Linked DNA regions of Mus musculus: region 2 is linked to region 1. A link is a contact called in ENCODE Hi-C or POLR2A ChIA-PET data. All regions are on one chromosome and are shown on one strand. The core of a region is the stretch at or near the end of the contact, and the rest is flanking DNA. Distances in the headings are between cores, read along the strand shown.

Evidence for each region. Hi-C counts contacts between places; a loop is a spot of excess contacts on that map. ChIA-PET counts read pairs that join two places held with the same protein, here RNA polymerase II (POLR2A).
Region 2: a loop to region 1 is called in a map of left cerebral cortex, with 9 times the contacts of the local background. The contact joins the promoter of Cgas here to the promoter of Ddx43 in region 1. A Hi-C loop is called at or near these places in 2 of 37 maps with a recorded cell type or tissue (both left cerebral cortex). POLR2A ChIA-PET finds 5 or more read pairs at or near these places in 1 of 5 experiments (embryonic stem cell).

What each region holds. Positions count from the first base shown.
Region 1 is chr9:78,394,480-78,397,152 of GRCm38, reverse strand. Ddx43 (DEAD box helicase 43) reads right to left here and starts at 1,376. Exons shown (of 17, transcript NM_001191044.1): 1 at 1,027-1,376. The coding sequence starts at 1,273.
Region 2 is chr9:78,441,918-78,444,590 of GRCm38, reverse strand. Cgas (cyclic GMP-AMP synthase) reads left to right here and starts at 1,354. Exons shown (of 5, transcript NM_173386.5): 1 at 1,354-2,127. The coding sequence starts at 1,513. It also overlaps a transcript of Mto1 not described here.

The DNA.
Region 1 (2,673 bases), core at 127-2,626:
CTGCGCTCGTTATATATGCTTACTTCTTAACTATAGAAGTAAGGTGGGGCTGAGTAGCAGATTAGGGGTAAAGATAGGCTTAACTCTTATGAAGCTCTGGGTTCAATCCTGAGTTCAAAGAAAGAAAAAGAGAGGGAAGAAGGAAGTGGGGTGGGAGAAGATGAACAGTAGAGGAAAAAATAAAGATTGTCATATTTTAACACACACTGGAATAAACCATCTAGGTTGCAAGGCTAGGGATGTAGCTCAGGATGCACCTAATTATTTGGGATGCACTGGGTTCAATACCCAGAATAAGAAACAAACAAACAAACAAACACAGTAGCATGCACAACCAACGAGTCGTGTGTATTCCAATGCCTAGACTTCACTGCTTCTTGCAGCGGGTCTAATATCTGTCGCAAACCTATTGGTTCTCTGGTGAGCTTCCCGTTCAAATACTGGGCTTCTTGTTCAGATTGGGAGGGGTGGGGAGGGCGGGGGAGCTTGGACCCTGCAAACGGAATCTTTGTCTATTCTAGTAACCAGCCTTAAAACATACGATTAAATGCCACAAAGCAGGCTTTTAGAACTAAATATATTCACTTCACGGACCCCAACCCACCCCCCAAAAAGCCCTATAACTGAAACTAAGAATTGAAGCCAACTGAGGGAAACATCTCCATCACTGTAAAATGCATCTCAGAAAAGTTGAAAATTGCGCATCTAAGACTCCCGCGTACTGCTCTCCGCAGTTACATTCACCTCAAGTTAAACCTCCTGGCAGAGACGAAGCTGCGGCTCTGACCTGACACTAAAGCACACTAGGTGTGAAAACGACCTAGAGGGTGATGGCTGCACCTCCGCACTGAGCTGCTGGCCCCTGCGGGAAACCGGAAAGACCTTTACCGCGGATGCCGCGCGAGTCTTCCAGGAGGTTCTCTCCCACACACGCCCCGGCCCGCCATAGAACTGCGCCCCCGCGCTGCTGGAGCCCCGACGCCGCCGCCCCGTCATGCAGCGAGCCTGGGCGCCGCCGGCGCTCACCTATCACCGCGCCCACCACATCGTTCTTCACCCCGAAGCAGAGCGGCGGTTCGCGGCGGCCGGCGGCCGTAGCCTCGGCGGCCCCGGCGGGCTCTCTCCAGCCGCCGCCCGCACCCCTGCTACCGACCCGGCCTCTCCGGTTCGTCTCCTCCGTCGCTGTCCGGTCGGCGCCCCGGGACCCGGTCGAGCTTCGCCGGGGAGCAACGCCCGAGGAGGAAGCGTTGGCTGCGGGTTCCCGCCTAGACATGGCTCTGAGGAGAGCCGCGCGTCGCACGTCGTTCCAGACTCAGCTGCACAGGCCGCGGCGTCGGAAAAACTCCGCTGCCGCCCGCGAGCTCGCCCGCCAGTCCTCTGCGCGCTCATTGGCCGCCGCGCTTCGGGGGCGGGGCCTGGCTGGCCTGACCAATCGGCGCTTGCAACCGAGCGGCCACCTGGACCCCTATTTGCCCGGCTAGTGTCTGGCTGGGAACATCAGCTTGAGGACAGTGCGTCTCCGTGCCACGGAAACGATCCCAACCGTGCCTCGAAATTCAGGTTCATGACGGGCTAATGTACAGGCTTGAGATCTGGGGCAGGAGGGTCTGCGTGACAATTACTTTCAGGCTCTATCTTAAAATAACTCGATGAAAGCGCTTGCCTAAGCGCAGGATACCCTATCTACACTCCCCAATACCTAAAGTTAAAAAAAAAAAAAAATAGCACTGCCTGAAGCACACCCAGCTTTGCAAGGATTTTGGAGCTGGACACAGTCCTCCAGGCCTGGCCTAAGCTCCAGCATCCTTTGCTGGGATTGGGATCCTCGAATTGTCAGACTAGATCACAGGTCAACCATCCATCAAACAGAGGACACGCAGAATCTTAGCATTGAATGTCTTGTAGGAGACACTGAGGAAAAACTGGAAGGTTGGGTCCATCCTGGGTTAAATAAATTACATCAAATTATATTATATAATACTATGTATACTAATATCTTTGAAGATAGCCTTAATTCTCCTGCCTGGGAGTGGGCACTCAAGTGCTGGGCTTATAGATGAATTTCATGACACACAGATGTAGCAACAGTATCTCTTGATACAATACTCTCTGGGGGAATGTGAATAAAACACCAAACTATCAAAGCATCTTGGACTTACACAGAAACATCGAGCAAAATAAAAAATAAGCCAATCACAAAACATGTCTTGACTGTGCTTGAGGATTTAAAGTAATCCAAACAGCATAGAATGGGGGTGTGGACACGGGGGAGCCAGGAGAAGCCAGAAGTAGAGCAAATCTTAAATGTCCATGCAGACTCTGATCCTGAAGTGGGTGGATAACCGCCTTCAGAAGTGACTGCTGGTTTTGATGTGCTAACGTCGCTGGGTGTTTGTTGGGCCCGGCTGTTCATGAGAGGTTTTGTTTAGCAGCTTTCTTGCAATGCCTTTGTCTGGTATTAGCATTTGGGTAATGAACCTTTTCCAGAAACTAGAAGCAGAAAGAATTATATTCTACCTCCTCTGAGAAGGTCAGACTTTCCCGCCACAGATACTGAGCTGTTTTGGGAACTGGATTTTAAGCAATGACCTCTTAGTTTAGTCTCTTCTACTATAACCGATGTACTGCTCTGGAGAAATGATAGGGGTGCTGTCCACCGTCATGAGGGGAAAG
Region 2 (2,673 bases), core at 105-2,604, 47 kb before region 1:
TTCTTTTCCTCCAGATAGGGTTTCGATGTATAGCCCTGACTGTTTTAGAACTAGCTCTGTAGATCTCCAGCTTACTGCCTCTGCTTCCCTAGTGCTGAGACTAATAATGGAGAATGCCACTCTACTGGCAAGACCTCACAGAGAGGTCTCCTGCTCAAGTGTATTTCTGCAAAGTAGGCAGCGTTTCCATTCCCAGGTGTGTCTACTTGCCATTCAAAAGCGAATGCTTGTTAGACAAGTTCCCATTTTGAAAACTCATGTACAGGCATTGACAGGAAGGAGGGAAGAGAGTTGCAGGGTCAATAGGATGGCAGCACACTGATCGGTGTCTTTTTATTCAGGCTACATGTATCTCATAATATATGGTACATACACACGCGCGCGCGTGCGCGCGCGCACACACACACACACACACACACACACACACACTCACACACACACACACACACTTTACAAAAAGTTACACAGAGCAGCAATTTTTGAGCTTTATTTTAAGGGACACACAGGATTGCATAATAAGGTGTGGAATATAGTAATGTTATTATTATAACATTCTGATGTTAGTTGAAAACTAAGTGTTGTTCTGAGCCATGTAAATCTTCAGAAGACAGGTTTTTGTTTTTGTTAGCACAGTGGAAGGCAAAATGAGTTCCGCCAAGAACAACTTTAAAAGAAGCAGCCACTGTTGACGAGACCGACTTTAGAAATCGCTTTCTGAAAGTCTGCATTAAAGGACTACGGAATCTCAGCAGCCAAATCAGGATGGCTTACACCGTGCTGCTCATGAAACTCACACAGGCACTTTGAATATGTTCTTTAAGAGTCGGTGTGCTTTTTAGAAAGATAAGTTGAAATACTAATTCCAAGCAGTTAAATCTAACTTGAAAAGGTTCAGTGAGTTTCTATTTCTCATTAACAAGAACAGTAAATTTTGATTTAAAGTTTACATAAACCGGGCGAGGTGACGCACGCCTTTAATCCCAGCACTTGGGAGGCAGAGGCAGGCGGATTTCTGAGTTCGACGCCAGCCTGGTTTACAGTGAGTCCCAGGACAGCCAGGGCTACACAGAGAAACCCTGTCTCGAAAAACAAAAAAAACAAAAAACAACAAAAAAGTTTACATAAAAAAGTTGTTTATCAACTACAAATGTACGAGAGACAGTAGTGTCCTGAAACACATCTTGGTGGTAGGCGGCAAATCTAGCCATCTGAGCTGTCAGTGGTTTCCGCGTCTGTGCGGTAAAGGAGAGGTTTCCCGGCCAGTGGCTCAGTGGGTGGTTCCCCAGCTAGTGGCTCTGCTGGTCCCCACTGGTGAAAAAGTTCGCATCTCTTGGACCGCCTCTTCCTGGCGCTGACTTCACGCGTGCTCCTGCGCCTGCTCGCGGCGGATACTGACCGGCTACGTTCCCGCCATATATTTAAGTTTCATTTCCAGCGGCCACTGAGAGTTCCCCTTTTCGCGGCCTTTCTTCGAAGTCGATTTATTCTTTCCCGGACCGAAGAGCGGCAGATATGGAAGATCCGCGTAGAAGGACGACGGCGCCACGCGCTAAGAAGCCGTCCGCGAAGCGCGCCCCGACGCAGCCCAGCAGGACCAGGGCCCACGCGGAAAGCTGCGGCCCGCAAAGGGGGGCTCGATCGCGGCGGGCGGAGCGTGACGGGGACACCACGGAGAAGCCACGTGCCCCAGGGCCCCGAGTGCATCCAGCAAGGGCCACTGAGCTCACCAAAGATGCACAGCCCTCGGCCATGGACGCGGCAGGAGCCACCGCGCGGCCTGCCGTCCGGGTGCCCCAGCAGCAGGCCATCCTGGATCCGGAGCTGCCCGCCGTACGGGAGCCCCAGCCGCCCGCGGATCCCGAGGCGCGGAAAGTCGTAAGGGGACCTAGCCACAGAAGGGGCGCGCGCTCCACCGGGCAGCCCAGAGCGCCGCGAGGGTCCAGGAAGGAACCGGACAAGCTAAAGAAGGTGCTGGACAAATTGAGATTGAAACGCAAAGATATCTCGGAGGCGGCCGAGACGGTGAATAAAGTTGTGGAACGCCTGCTGCGCAGAATGCAGAAACGGGAGTCGGAGTTCAAAGGTGTGGAGCAGCTGAACACTGGCAGCTACTATGAACATGTGAAGGTGAGCGTCAAGACCTGCTGGAGGGGCTCCGGCCCCACTCCTCACTTGCCTCCTCAGCTGTTTGGGGGTCCCACACTCTTAGGGCCCCCCTCCCTTGGAACACCCCAGTCTTTTTTTTTTTTTTTTAATTCATCCAGTTAGCTCACAGCAAGCAATATTGATAGCTAGTTAGTTTGCTTTGGAGGGATGGGACAGGTGACCTTAAAGTAGTCGCAGGGGAGTCATCTTTATTAATCCTTCCCCAACTATAGCCTCTAGATTGAATCTAGTCCATCCCTGAGACTTTGGGACCGCCTGCAATTAGGGCAGAATTGTATACAACTAATTGGGAGAGGTGGCTGGGTACTCAAGTGAGGGTCCGTTGACATTGTCGCACCCCCTATGAGCGAACGTCATCTACAAGCCTACCTCTAATGCTCTTCGGAGAGTAGGCCCGGCTGAGTTCCTGAAGATGATGGTGATAGCTATTCTCTGCTAGTGAAATGAGCCAATTCAAGCCAAATTAAAATATATTAAGGCAGGTTTATTAGAAAGCTGCTCTTGGGC